Regions from separate parts of the Mus musculus genome. Here region 2 is linked to region 1. A link is a contact called in ENCODE POLR2A ChIA-PET data. All regions are on one chromosome and are shown on one strand. The core of a region is the stretch at or near the end of the contact, and the rest is flanking DNA. Distances in the headings are between cores, read along the strand shown.

What was found. ChIA-PET counts read pairs that join two places held with the same protein, here RNA polymerase II (POLR2A).
Region 2: POLR2A ChIA-PET joins it to region 1 with 16 read pairs in embryonic stem cell. The contact joins the promoter of Oaz2 here to the promoter of Plekho2 in region 1. POLR2A ChIA-PET finds 5 or more read pairs at or near these places in 4 of 5 experiments (Patski and embryonic stem cell).

The regions. Positions count from the first base shown.
Region 1 is chr9:65,575,685-65,583,369 of GRCm38, reverse strand. It overlaps Plekho2 (pleckstrin homology domain containing, family O member 2), which reads left to right and starts at 3,283. Exons shown (of 6, transcript NM_153119.3): 1 at 3,283-3,432. The coding sequence starts at 3,421.
Region 2 is chr9:65,673,599-65,681,283 of GRCm38, reverse strand. Oaz2 (ornithine decarboxylase antizyme 2) reads right to left here and starts at 4,736. Exons shown (of 5, transcript NM_010952.3): 1 at 4,519-4,736. The coding sequence starts at 4,538.

The DNA of each region.
Region 1 (7,685 bases), core at 2,034-4,533:
GAAACCTAGAGCTCAACTTGACTACTCTGGTGTTTCTTGGACTCTGTCCTCCTGCCCACTCTACCTCTGCTGTTCTGTCATTTGGGCCTTGATTGGCGGATGCAGAGGGGCGGAGCCAGAGTGAGTCCTCACGTCTGCTGTCCAACTTCCTTCTTTGCTGCTCTGGGTTGGGTGCACGTGTGATTCTCTGCTTGCTGCCGCCGCTGTGAGGCCGAATTCGAGGGAGACATAAAGCTACTTATGGATTTCTTTCTAAACCCAAATCCAGATTGGAGGCAGACATTTAGAGGGAAGGGGTTCTTATAAGATTTTCTTCTGTAGAACTCTTCCCGGGTCTTACCCATTCTCTCACTGAAAGGCCCCAGTGCAGGCTAAAGAAATAACTGTAACTTTATAGCAAAGGGCAGTATCATGTGATACTAAAAAGATCCCTGCCTCCCTCTCTGTCCCCCACACTTAGGATCCTTTCTCTCCAAGCTTTTGCCTTCCTTCTTCTGTAGTTGAATCTTGTGAAGAAAGTGTGGTTAGAAGAGACGAATGAGGAAAGATTTTATGATTTTGTAGCTTCCAGAGCACAAATCAGGCACTGCAGCTCTGGTCTCTCTTCTCCAAACTTCCTGATGCTGAGGTAGAAGCCAGCCAAGCCACACTGTGACAGCCCCAAACAGTAGGACCTCACCTTGAACTGCTTCCTTACCTTGCTTGGTGCTCTCCCTTCTCCTCTCTGCTGCCCCCACGATTTGGGGGTCCAGTTGAAAACCTACACCCTATCTTTGATTTCCCTCCTTACCTACCGTTAAAACTTTATCTTCCTCCAAAATGTATACAGTCTGTTAATGTCCTCCCATTCTCATTCCACACCACAGCATGCTGTCATCTCGTCTTAGTTAGGGTTTTACTGCTGTGAACAGACACAGGACCAAGGTAACTCTTATAAAAAACAACATTTAATTGGGGCTGGCTTATAGATTCAGAGGTTCAGCCCATTATCATCAAGGCAGGAACATGGCAGCATCCTGGCAGGCACAGTGCAGGAGGAGCTGAGAGTTCTACATCTTCATCTGAAGGCTGCTAGCAGAATACTCACGGGGCTGATGAGATGGCTCAGTGGGTAAGAACACCCGACTGCTCTTCCGAAGGTCTGTAGTTCAAATCCCAGCAACCACATGGTGGCTCACAACCATCCGTAACGAGATCTGACTCCCTCTTCTGGAGTGTCTGAAGACAGCTACAGTGTACTTACATATAATCAATAAATAAATCTTTAAAAAAAGAATACTCACTTCCAGGCAGCTACCATGAGGGTCTTAAAGCCCATGCCCACAGTGACACACCTACTCCAACAAGGCCACAACTCCAAATAGTGCCACTCCCTGGGCCAAGCATATTCAAACCATGACACACCTCTACCCGAAATCACAGCAATAGATGGCTAGTTTCACTCTAATTATAAGCTGTTCTCCAAACAGCAAGAGATGGGGCTTGCTTGTTTGTTTCATTAGTTGGTTTTTAGAGATGGGGCTTCTCTGAGTAGCTTTGGCTGTTCTGGAACTCACTCTGTAGACCAGGCTGGCCTGGTCTCATAGAACTCACAGAAATCTGCCTGCCTCTGCCTCCTGAGTTGTACAAGTGGGATTTTATTTTGAGTTGTTTATCTTCCTGTCCAAGGAACTCTGTGCAGGATGGAATGTTTCAATCTTGGAGGAAACTGTTATTCAACACTGTGGCCCTGGCACACTGTTTTCTATATCCTTAAAAAAAACTAATTTGCCGGGCATGGTGGCACACACCTTTAATCCCAGCACTCAGGAGGCAGAGGCAGGCGAATTTCTGAGTTCGAGGCCAGCCTGGTCTACAGAGTGAGTTCCAGGACAGCCAGGGCTACACAGAGAAACCCTGTCTGGAAAAACCAAAAAAAAAAAAAATTATTTTATGTATATGAGTGTTTTTTCTGCAGTTATGTCTGTGCACCACTTACATCCCTGGTACACGAGGAAGCCAGAAGAGAACCTCGGATCGTCTGGAACTGGAGTTCCAGACAGTTGTGAGCCACGATGTGGGTGCTGAGAATCAAAGCCAGGTCCTCTGGAAGAGCAGCAAGTGTTCCTAACCAATAGGTCATCTCACAACCCCTCTCCACCCTTTAGGTGTAAGGACCAGTTCCAGGCACGAGGGGCAGTGTGTTCCATCCTCTTTCACGTTGAACTGAAAAGGACCTGAGCCCAAAGGCCAGCAGAGGGCAGTGAAAGAGAAGTTTGGTCAACTGATGTAGCTGAGGTTAGGTCACCCAGAGTCAAAACAGATCATCATTAATCTATCCCACAAGCACAAAATTCTGGGTGCTGTAGCATGCAGCACACCTGACTAGGAAAGATAGTGTGTGTGTGTGTGTGTGTGTGTGTGTGTGTGCGCGCGCGCGCGGGATGCTGGAGGTTTGGCTGTGACAGTCACTCTCCGAGCCTGTTTCTTCAAAATAAAAATAAAAGTACATGGTAGAACTTAAAGGGTTTCTTCACTCTCTAGCAACGTGGTCAGGTCAGGGCCGAAGGGAGTTAGGGTGATGGAGTCGGCTCACAACATGAGAACCAGAAAGGGGTTGAACGAGGGAAAGGAGAGCACAGAGTTTGGGATTTCAGAGACCCTCTATTAAGGAACCGAGTCCAAACTTGATTCTGGTCATAAATTCCAAGCTCATGGCCGGCCCCACCCTGAAGTTCCACAGACCGAAGACCATAGCCACTACTTCAAATTGGGGGAAGAAAGGGGACGAGCCTCTTTGTGTACTCATTTCTGAACTGCCCTGGCAGCTGGATCCAGTCCCCCGCAACCCAGGCCCACTGGGTTAGGCAACCTCAAAGGCATCAGCTACCCACTGCCTCCCGGGCTTGCTTGGTCAGCCGCGCCCCCGCCCCGCCCCGCCCCGCCCCCGCCCTGCCCCACCCCGCCAGCATCCCTCGCCTCCGCCTCTGGGCCGGAAGCCCCCTCCCCCTCCGTATCCCCCACCTCCCTAGCCTCTACCCCCTCCCAGTCCTTCTCCCTGCTTTGGTCCGGGAAACCTCTCTCCGCCCTCTTCCTGCTACTTCAGCTCCGCCTAGGTTCTTCCGTCCATTCCCGGAGCTGAAGACAGGCCCCGCCCAGGATCCGCCCTGGCCCCGCCCCTGAACCCCCCACCCGGCCATGCTCCTCACCCAGCTGCGGGCGGGGGCTTGGAGGCCGCTGTATCCCTCCCTGGCCCCGCCCCCAGCCCCCGGAAGCCCCTCCCCGGCTCCAGCCCCGCCCCCCGAAGTTTCTTGGGCCCCGGGCGCCCGGCGGGACAGAAGACAGCAAGCCGCCGCCCGGCTGCGCGTAGATGGAGCAAGCGGAGCCCGCGCAACGCGGGCAGCAGTAAGCGGCGAAGCCGCCGGACCTTGCAAACTCGCCATGGAGGAGGAGGTGAGGGCGAGGGCTGGGCCAGACGGAACAAGAGTGCTGGGCTCGGGTGCTGCCCGTCCTACTTCCACGGGTCTTTCTGCACAGTCCTTCCCTTCAAGCAGAACCTGGACCAATGGGGTAGGGGCGGGATGGAGGTCTCGTCTGCATCCCGCCGACAGCATCCTCAGTTATGTTTTGGGCGTTTCTTACCAACTGGAAACAGTGCCTGTCATGGTTCCCATTGGATTGATGGGGAGACTGAGGCTCTGGAGAGTTGGGTGACTTGCTGAAAGTAGACAGGGTTGCTGTGCTTGAATCCCGTTACACCCTTTCTTGGCTTTCTTTGCCTGCCTCAGCCAGGTCTGCTTCTGAGGTGTGTGTTAGGGGAGGGAAGTTCTTCAGGGTCCTGGGTCACTGTTTTCAAGAAATCTGAGATTGTAACGGAGCCTGATGGCAGGAACGAAGAAATTGCTTTTGTCTTCCTTGTGTAAATATCTCAGAGTTCCCAGTGCTCTTGAGCTGTGTCTATCAGAGGATGTTAGTTGAAGGGTCAGGTCAACTGAGTCTCCCGGTAGCAAGGACTGGATCAGCAACGTCCCTTGGGCCTCCTCTGCCCTCTGCATACAAACTAGATTTTGGCCACATTCTCGTTATCCAAGTATTCAGTATACAGCAGTCACTTATTGCACGAGTAAGAAGACATTCTTATCCCTTGAAGGGCGGGGAAGAAGATGAAGCCTTCCCTCCTGTAGCCACCCAGGCCAGCTGGGGAGCCTTCAGTGAGCTCAGCCATCCGTATTCCTGTCAGTGAGCACTTGCGTATTTCCTGGAGTCACTGCAAGGCTGGCTGTTCCCTCTAGGCTAGACCCCGAGTTTCTGTGAGGTGGTAGATAAGTCACTTCCCCTCTCAGCCCGGGTTTCCTCTTCTATGAAACACAGGGCCTACCCTCCTCCGCTAGACCTAACTGTGGTCCCTGCACTCAGAGTGGGTACAGGTAGGGGTCAAAGTCAGGCCACTATGTTTTGCTGTGGTTTCTTTCCTTGCTGTCATGGCGGCTGCCTGCCCTCGGTTCCACTCCTGCAATGGCTGTGCTCTCTGTCCAAAGCCCCTCCCCGTGCTCCCAGAGGATGTGGGTCAGAATTACTCCATCTCCTGATCTGCTTTGGTCCCCAGTTAAAGGAAGTTCTCCTGGGGCTTCCTGGGCTCAGCAAAGTCAGCCCTGTTCTCCCTCTGGTCCCTAATCTCTAACATGGCTACTTTGTGACTCCCAGATATCAAAAACTCCTGAAGTATCTGGGTCATTAAAGTCTTGTCCATGTTCCTTCCTCCCTTGAACTCCCAGGTCTCACCCACACAGTCAGGGTATCTCTGTGCCTGTCCTTTCTTTGGTACCCCTGACTCTTGTCGATTCCTGCTGATAGAGTTCACGTGTTCGCCTGTGTCTCTGTATCCATCCATCTCTAAAACACCTCTTAATCATGGTTACTTATCTGCCCTTGACCTCAGGCTACCTCATCTCCCTTCACATAATTGTCTTCAGCCTTCCTGCTTTGCACTTCCTGGATGCCAGCCACCCCTGAGGCCAGCCTCCCTTAGCCTCTGTATAGGATATAGGATGGTTGGTCCCTGTCAGGCTGAGGCTTGGAGGAGAGCTAGTTTGGGTTCGAGCATCTGCCTACCTGCGTTTTCTGGTCCTCATTTTCCCAGTTATAAAATGAGAAGGGGAATCTAGAAATTTGATAATGTGTGTACAAAAGCTTTGAAAACCAAACATATCACTGGTGGTGGTTGCTGACTGTGGGGTAAGGTTGGAAACCTTAGCTCTGCTCCACTACCCTCTCAAAGCCATGCCTTTCCCTGACTCTAGACTGCCCACTGTTGTCCTCATCCTTACTGAGACAGTCATGGCAGTGTCCTGTGGCAGTGCTGGTTTTGTGACACTGGGCTGGGCTCTAGTTCTTACTGTTGTGCTTTTTCTTTCTGTGGTAAAGGGGTTAAGAATGTGAAGTTTTATATGTGTGTGTGTGTGTGTGTGTGTGTGTGTGTGTGTGTGTGTGTGTGTGTTTTACCTGTATACATTTCTGTGAACCACTTGCCTATGGAGACCAGAAGAGGGCATCAGATAGCCTGGAACTGGAGTTAACCATGTTTGTGAGCCAGAGCTTGAACCCAGGTCCTCTGGAAGAAGTAGCTAGCGCTCCTAACTCTGCGCCAGCTCTCCAGCACCATGGCGATAGGAAGACTTTGGTACCTTTTTGCCTTTAATTCTCCACAAACACCTACCTTCCCAAAGCACTTCTTCACCAACTCCAGGCCCTTGTCCCAGCAGAAAGCTGGGATGGGGGAAATCCCTCAGGGTAAGAGCCATGAATTTCCCAGCACACAAGAGCCCCCTCAAGCGGGAGATAGCCACCTAGCCCCCCTGAAGCTTCTCACAGGCAGGCTGTGTTCTGTCTTCATTAGCCTGGAAGATCCTTTGAGCCAGGGCCTGAATTATTTCCCCTCTGTGTATTTTTTAAATTTGAGACAAAGTCTCACTATATAGTCCTGGCTGGTGGCCTCATACTCCCTATGTACACCAGATTGGCCTTGAACTCGGAGAGTTGGCTTCTGTTGGTTTCTGTCTGTTGTAACTTTGTCGTAGCTTTTCATCTAATCATTTCCTGCACAAGGTCAGTCTCCTTCCCCCCTTGCTTTGTAAAAGAAAATAGCCCTGAGACACTCCTGTGTCAGGCCTAGGCAGGCAGGCTGATGCCATTGGGTACTTCAGGAGCCGCTTGCCCTGAAATAGACGGGAGAATGCCCGCTGAGGTTGGCTGGGAGGGGGACAGAAACAGTGGTCAGCTGGTCAATAACAGAGGCGCTGGAGAAACTGGGCTGAGCAAGACAAAACCTTCCCTGTGAGTCCTGCCAAGGGGAGGGGTGCCTTGTTAAAACTTACTGGGGTGTAGCCAGCCCCCTGGTGGGAGGAGGTCTAAGGGGCAGGGATTGAGTTGGGTGGAGCGTGGGGGCAAGTAGGACCCTGGCTTTTAGCCAGACCTCCCATAGGATGCCTGGGCTTTGCTTTACTCCATCTGTAACCCCTCAGCTGTCCCCTCCCCTATCCCAAAATGAGCTCCTGCCCAGTCCCTTCCTGGTCCCACCCATCCTCACAGACCTTAGCCTAGCTTCCCTAGCTAATCTAGGCTTGGTATTCGCTAGGCACTGGTGTGCATTCCTAGAGTTCGAAGGTGACAGCAATCAAGGCCGAAGTCCCAGCCTTGGCCCCTAGAGCTTCCAGCTGATGTGAAGTTTTACATGTCAGGCACTGGAGGTGGCAGGTAGGGGAGATCACGGGGATGTGTGGTCCTTCTTAAAATGTGGGGTGGTGGGTTGGACTCTGTGGGATCAGAAGAAAAACTTGGTGCTCAGAGGTGGGAAATGTGAACAGCAGCTTTGTTCGGGAGACACTGAGAGCTTAGGGCTTAGGAGGTGCCAGCAGTGCTGGTATTGCTGATAGAGCCGTGCAATGTGGGCATAGGGATTCTTATTCCATAGCTTTCTCCTTTCAGTCCTGAACCCTGTGACAGCCTGCCCCCGTCACTGAGAGATAGGTCCCTTGGCATCCCATAGCCTCTGGGAACCTAGAACATTCCTATGAGCCAGGAAGAGGCAATTGGATATATGATAGAATGAGACAACTTCCATGGTCTTTTTTTTTTTTTTTTTTTTTTTTTGAGACAGGATTTCTCTGTGTAACCCTGCCTGTCCCAGGGCTCACTCTGTAGACCAGGCTGGCCTCAAACTCAGAAATCCACCTGCCTCTGCCTCTGCCTCCCAAGTGCTGGGATTTAAAGGCGTGCGCCACCACTGTCCATCGAACTTCCACCTTCTTGTCAAAGAGCCCTGAAGTCCTTCTCTCTTCCCGTGGCAGGGTAGCTCTAGCTGTCCAGCATCCCCACTTCCTCATTCCTGTATCCAGGAAGATCATTTGGAACCAGCCCACTTCCCCATTTCTCCTGCTATCCACAAGTCAGAGGGAAGACCAGAAGAGAGACATCATCCTATGCTCCTGGAGATCTGAGGCCAGTAGATGCAGCTGAGCAGCTCTCCATCTAAATTTGAGAACCACCACATCAGGAGAGAAGGTTCCTGAGACTCAAAGCAGGGTGGCAGTGATAGGCAGGGACAACAGTAACAGGAGTGACAGCTGCCAATTACTAAGCTAAAGGTATCCTAGGAACTGCTCACGTGCCTTAGCTTCATTTAGTAACAAGCATGTATCAAGCCCTTG
Region 2 (7,685 bases), core at 3,487-5,986, 96 kb before region 1:
ATAGCTAACAATCGTACTGCACTGCAAGATATTTTTATATTTTTAAGTCTTCAGTGTAGTTTATACTGTTAGCTCTTCGCATAGTCCAGCCTCCCCTCTGAGGGCAGGATTACATCATTGTTTATATCAAAGGCCCAGGAAATGTTCTTAAAGCTTCTCTTACACAAGACATTTGTTGCTGCTGCTGTTTGCAGGAAACTATCTTGCTCATCTACTGAGCCATTAGTCTACTCTATAACTTCCTGTTTTGTTTTTGTTTTCTCTTCTGTCATAGTTTACCACCAAAGTCTTATTGACCATGTAGCCCTGGCTAGTCTAGAATTCACTATGTAGACCAGGCTGGCCTGAAACTTGACGGAGATCTGTCTACCATTGCCTCCTGGGATTAAAAGCCTGTTTCGCCATGCCCAGCCTTATCACTTTTGTTTGTTGGTTTGCTTTTTCAAGACAGGTCTTCTCTGTGTAGCCCTGGCTGTCCTGGAACTTGCTTTGTAGACCAGGCTGGCCTCAAACTCAAAGAGTCCACCTGCCTCTGCCTCCTGAGTGCTGGGGTTAAGTGTGTGCCACCGAGCCCTGCTTATTTTATGTATGTTGGTATTTTACCTCTGGAGTCCAGAAGGCAGCTTTGGGTTTCCTAGGGTTGATATTACATATGATTATGAACTACCATGGGGATGCTGGACACTGGGAATTGAACCTAGATCCTCTTAACCACTAAGCCATGTCTCCAGTCCCAGCCCCTATCACTTTCAATGAGCCTTGCAAATCTAACTACTACACTCCAGTTCAGAAAGGAATGAATGGCTTTTCCCATAAATGCTCATTTATAACAGGCCTCTGCCCTACTCCTCAGTCTCCTTCATATATAAGCGCAGCTCTAGGGCTAAATTTGGGTTTCTTGGCAGAATGGAGAATTGCTATTAATAGTCCCCATTGCTTTCTACAGCATACACCCAATTTAGGGATGTTTCTGATTATACTAGCTATCCATCTCCCTACTGCCCCACACTCATCAAGCAAAACTGATGAGAAAGGAGAATTAACAATATCAAATTATTTGGAAAGAGACAGAAATTCCATTACAGAGGAAGCCATGCAGTGAAAATACTATAGGTAGCCCCTAAAATGTTCTTGGGAGCTCCCTACCCCAAAAAACAAGGCTGTGGAGCCTAATGTTTTCCTCTAGAGCCCATCATATAGATTGACTATAATATGGCTAACCAAGCCAGTGTTGACTATACTCTACATACTCGACTGTCACAGGGTACCAAGCAAGCCCTAGACAGATACTGTGTCCCAGCCCCTACAAATCCAGGCAAAGGTAAGGTAACAAAACTTGATATCCTCTTCAATGTAAACCTATTGTTCAAAGCACATAATAAAGGGGTCTTGTATTTGCTCTTCTTCCTTCCCCCACCATCAGGAATTCTGACATTTTGGAGATATAATCTGACTGCTAGAAAGGAAGAGCCTTGTTTTCAAAACACTGCCAGCTCCTCCACAACTATTTCTTCCAGGGAAGTAGGCCTCCCTCTCCTGAATTTTTCACTGGAGCAAGGGAAGCTGGAAAGCCCATCCCCCACCCAATGGGAACTAAACTCTCAGCCAGCTCCCTACAGTGCACATTAAAAATACCAACAGTGCCTGGGAAGAACTTCCGGCTGTTATCAGAACCCCAGCTAAGACTCCAACAGGATTCCGTTCAGAAAGTTAAGGGCCAGCACAGGAGAAGGGAAGCTGGGAAGCACACTATGGAAACAAGACTGCCATAAAGCAAAGAAACCAGACACCCTGTACACCCCACCCCACCCCCGGGCCAAAGGAGAAGAGCCTGATCCAAGGACCAGCTTTTGCCCAGGCCCTGGCAGGCCAACTGACTCCTCCCTCCACCTGCCTCACACAGCCAAGCCCCTCAAATTACAAACACACTAAAGCAAGGGCCCTGGAGACAAGTGAGCCTGTTTTGCCACTTAGGCAGAGCTGAAAGAATCCTTCCAAGTTATGCTAACTCAACCCCCTACTCTTTACATGTAAGCACATTGGCTAAGTGCGGCACAGTTAGAACTCAAGGAAAGCTCACACTCAGGTCGTGAAAGTCCTTAAGTGTTGGTCTCAAATACTCAAATCTCTGGCGCAAGCTGCAAAGGACTTGGCACCTAGACCCAATCAGTCCAAAGGACTCCTAAGAATGACCGCTGAAATGCCCCACTTCCAACCCCAGGGAAAAAAAACCCATCTCACATACTCCCCAACCTTGCTCTCCATCCTCAGCACACACAATCTTCCGGACCACAACAGCACCTTTTGCATCCTGCATCATCCAAGGATAAACCCACCTCCACCTCCTGAGCTGTGAAGGACTGGGTTAAAGAAGATAGACTCAAAGAATGGAATGCTCTGGGGACCTAGATGGAGAGTCTCAGAAAGGGAAAAGGGAAAAGGAGGATGGGACTACCAGCAAAGGTTTGGTAGTTTGGTGACATTGGCTCAAGCACAACCTTAACAAGCCAGGAAATCGGGAGTGAGTGAGGTTCCTATATGAAAAGATGAAGTTGGAATAGAAATGGCCAAAACTGGAGCAATAAATATATAAGGTAAAGAAGAGTTCTTAAAAAAATAAATAAAATAATAAAGGGTTTCTCTGTGCAGCCCCGGCTGTCAGCTGTCATAGAACTTGATCTATAGACCAGACTGGTCTTGAACTCAGAGATCCACCTGCCTCTGCCACCTGAGTGCTACGATCACAGTCGTGCACACCATCACTATCAGACTAAAAGTTTCTTTCTGAACAGAAGGAGACCAAGAAGTCACTTGTCACTAGAGGGGCTAACACTGCAGGAATAAAGAAAGGCTAAGGCCTCCTTGGGCTGAGAGTATTTTTCAACCCAGGCTCCACATGAGAACTGGAGAGCTTTAAAATACACACCACTTATCAGGCCCTACCCTAGGCCATTTGGAGCAATCTAGGAAAGAACAGATAACTGGTTTTTTGGTTTGTGTTTGTCTAGCTAGGTTTAAGACACACTGAAATGTGAGGAACACACAGCTGGAGAAAAGATGGAGCTGGAAGAAGCATCAAGTAGGAAATCGAGAGTATCAAGATCACTTGGTGAAAAAGGAGCTCAAGCTTCCAGAGGACCCTTGAGTGGCAGAGCCCTATGTAAACAGCCACAAGAAAGATGACTTGTAGGACGAAGTCATCTGGTTTTGGAGGGATCCTGACAGTTTAAGGAAAGGATCTGCTTACTCAAGGTCAGAGGCTATAAAAAGTCCAATGTGAAGATAAAAGATCTAGTATGGGGACTGAATGGGTTTCAAAAAAGTTTTGGAGGGTTTAGCACCGAGCCTTACAGGGGAAGGCAAAGGAATCATTTCTGAATTGCTAATGAAAGCCAAGATAATACATAAGCAAGTGGCATTACAAATCCTGAGGGATCAGAAAATTCTGGAATAGCTTTGGAGAAGAGCGTCTGTCTGGGACAGAAATGTGGGATATCTGAGGACATGGAAAAAGGGAGGGTAACTAAAGGGATGACTTCTGCCTACTTTGGTTGAAAGTTAAGAAACCCACACCATTTCAAAAGAATAATGCATTTCAAATCCTGGGGGAAACAGGGATTGGGTCTTGAGGTAGGTAACTTCCAAAGGCCCAGGATCTGGTTTTGGAGGCCCTGGAGTGAAATTTAAAAGGGGGTAGCACTTAATGATCTTCCCAGGAAAGGGGAGAGACTAAGTTGGGCATTGTAATGATTTTAAAGAAGGGGGGGGGCGGTAAGATGAGTACCAACTGAGACTTTGTAGTGTTTAAAGGGTAAGAGTGTGTAGAAGAGTGTTGGCAACATCATTGGAAAAACAGGCTGGAGGGCAGGAATGGACTCCATAGTGTTAGAGAAATAAAGAGTGGGGGTTCCCAGACAGGAAAATGGGGCCTACCTGGAGAAGGGTGGGGAAGAGAGTGGGACTGCACATCCCAAGGAGGTGGGAAGAGGGGGAAAGGGTTGAGTTGAGAACTGCCGGACAGAGCTTGTCTTTGGGGACAGCCAGGCAGGGCTGAGAGGAGTCTGCCTGGGAAGCAATTTTCACTAGAGAATGGATTTAAAGCGATTAAGTGACTTGTGGAGGAGTAAGAAAGATTTAGGGAAGATAAGAACCAATTCGGGGAATCTGTGGGAGAAAGCCCACAGTATGGGGGACTGGGCACCGTCCCACTGGGCTTAAGAAAACGGAGCGACTGACTGGCTATGTCCAGGTTTTTTTTTTTTTTTGGGGGGGGGGGGCTCCGGGCGAGGAGAAAACCCGGATGAGGGGGATGGGCAGGGCTGGAGGAAGGGGGCTAAAGGACGGAAGGAGGCCCGATTTCAGGACTCGGGTGGCAGTGGCTGGGATGGCGAGAGGAACAGTGGGAGCGGATGGAGCCCCCTGGGGGCTGGGGGCAGGCTGCGGGGGTGGGGGGGGGTGCGAAGGCCTCTGGAGCTGCGGAGGGAGGATGGGGGCGGGGAGCCTGCGCCGGGCCGTTACCTGTCCTGGGTGTTTATCATCCTCGGTGGCTCTGCTCAGGGTGGGAGGAGGCGGCGCGGGGAGTGGGTAGGTGGACGAGTGGGTGGGTGTGGGGTCGCGCGCGCGGGCCGGTCTCTGTGGGCTAAGTCCCTGTCAGGCCGCGGGCCGAGTGCCCTCCTCTTGCCTCAGCGAGCGCCTGCCTCCAACTGACCCTCCCCGGCCGCCGCCGCGCAACCGCCCCGCCCCCAAGTACCTCATCTGCATAGCCCCACCCAGCGCCGCTTGGTGTCCTGGGAAACTGGGGCCCACAACAAAGGGCGAAGCACCGCCCCGCCTGGGCGCAGGCGTACTAAGGGCAAGCTATCATCTCGGGAAGAGGGGCGGTAGCCAGGGAGAAGAGGGGAAAGAGGTCTCTCTCGATGCCAGGAACTCAGGTTCTGCTTGGCTAAGGCCAGTCTTCATTTCTGCTTTTGTTCTTTCTTAATCATTTATGTATGTTTATTTTTTATACACATTGGTGTTTTGCCTGCATGTATCTCTATATGAGGATGTCAGATCCCCTGGCACAGGAGTTACAGACAGTGTGACCTGCCATGTAGAGGCTGGGAATTGAACCCAAGTCCTCTGAAGACCAACCGGTGCTCTTATCCGCTGAGCCCTCTCCACTCGTTCATGTCTGCCTTTTGTTTGTTTTTTGATACAGTCTTTGTAGCTCAGGCTAGCCTCAGACTCACTGGAAGATGACTTGGAAACCCCCATCCTCCTTCCTTTACTTCCTGTCCTGCCAAGTGCTGGAAATAGTGTGCCTCACCACACTGGGCACTTGCTGCTTTTGGTGTGTGGCCAAACCGAAACCGGAGAATAGTATTTGTAAACCCATGTCACTAAACAAAACAAAATCTGAAATAGAAGAATACTCCTCATAGAGTAGCACCATTTCCAGTGTGAATCTAATCCCACAGATCTTTTCCTTCAATTCATAGTACAATGACAGTGGCTTCCAGCCAATCGGTGCAAGCTGCTTCAATCGATCATGCAAGGCACCTAGTGCACTGCCACTGTCTTACCTGGCCCTCTAATCACAGAGGCCAGGCAGCAATGTACACACACCCCCAAATCCCAGCCACACTCACAGGAGAACCCTAGTTGTCAAACCTGTGCAGTCAACTTAGACTGCAGTCAGTAGAGACTGTGTAAGCCTTTATCTATCTTAGCACCCAGGAAGCAGGGGCAGGTGAGGCTCTGTGAGTTGAAGGCCAGCTTGTAGTACGCAGGCAACAAGTTCCAGGCTGCTTAGTGTAACATGGTGAGACCCTATCTTGGGGGTGGGGGAGGGAGGGGAGAGAGAGAGAGAGAGAGAGAGAGAGAGAGAGAGAGAGAGAGAGAGAGAGGTGGGGCAGAGGGAAAGGGAGAGGATGCACTCTCAGACCACAGTGGTCACCTCAAATCATCCGTTCATTTAGTCAAAGTTCAGTAAATAGCTACATACTATGTGCTTCTAGCATGGGCAGGAATCCAGGAAGCTTCCACAATGGGCCAGGCAATGTACCTACCTTGGATGTCACAATCTGTCCAGAGAGAGAGGCCATCACAATATGAGGTAAGTACTCAGTCTGAAGGACACTGCAAAGAAAGCAACACGCAGAAGAGACAGCTTGAAAAACCTGTACTTTTTCACTTTGGTATTACTCCAAAATGCAGTGGTCAACATGACCTCCACTGCCAAGCTACAGTGCCCCTTGGGACCTAAGGATTCTGTCGCACACACAAGATTTTAGTGTTCAGATCATGGGGATACCAAGGAAGGATGGGGCTTTCACACTACGTTTTACTTTTTCTTAAAACAAAAATTGAAGTGGTAAAAGAACTGTCATGGTTATCCTTAGATATTCAGAACTGTTCTCTGGCTCACCTTGCTGGACATGGTGGCACACGCCTTTAATCCCAGCACTGGGGAGGCAGAGGCAGACAGGTCTCTGAGTTGAGGCCAGCCTCTACATAGTTCCAAGACAGCCAGGGCTACACAGAGAAAAACTGTCTCAAACGATCCCCGAGCTCCCAACAACAAAACCTCAGCAGAGCAGTAATGGCATATTCCCTTAGTTCTAGCTCTCAGGAGGAAGAGACAGGTAGCCCTCTGTGAGTTTGAGGCCAGCCTGGTCTACAGAGTGAGTTCTAGGACAGCTGGGACTACACAGAGAAATCATGTCTCGAAGAAGAAAAAAAACAGAAATCCTTGCCGGGCATGGTGGTGCACTTGGGAGGCAGAGGCAGGCGGATTTCTGAGTTCGAGGCCAGCCTGGTCTACAAAGTGAGGTCCAGGACAGCCAGGGCTATACAGAGAAACCCTGTCTCAGAAAACAAAACAAAACCAAAAAGAAACCACTTTGTGATTAATCAGTTGACAAATACTAAGAGCACATGATGACAATGATACCAACCATGTACTAAGCATTTCTGTGGGTTTCTGTGAGGTTGGACGGAATGTATGTGTGTGTGTATAGATTCATGTGTGTGTAGGTGCATCTGGGCTGTATGTGTGTACATGTAGAGGCCAGAGGGCAACCTGAGGACATATTCCTCAGGCGTCAGCTACTTGGTTGATGGAGTGAGTGACAGAGACCTAGAACTCACCAAGTAAGCTATGCTGGCTGGGATCCCCACCTTCCCTCACAAAACCCCTAGAAACCCCATCTTCCAAGAGCTAGAACAAACCAGCACTCATTTATTGGGGGGGGGATCATACTCAGGTCATGGTACTAGCTAAGGAATCTCCCCAGCTCCTAAAGCACTAATTTTTACAACCGCTTTGTTTCTTTGTTTGTTTGTTTGTTTGACAGGGTTCCTCTGTGTAGCCCTGGCTATCCTGGAACTCTCTTTGTAGCCCAGGCTAGCCTCGAACTCAGAGATCCACCTGCCTCAGATTCTTGAGGAGCTAGGATCAAAGACGCGCAGCACCACCATCTGCCCTTAATTTTTATTTTATGGTGAAGAAAATTACTGTCTGTTAATGTTCACTGATTCATCTTCTACAGCAAGAAAGTTACTTGCTGGCCAGGCGTGGTGGCGAACGCCTTTGATCCCAGCACTTGGGAGGCAGAGGCAGGTGGGTTTCTGAGTTCAAGGCCAGCCTGGTCTACAGAGTGAGTTCCAGGACAGCCAAGGCTATACAGAGAAACCCTGTCTCA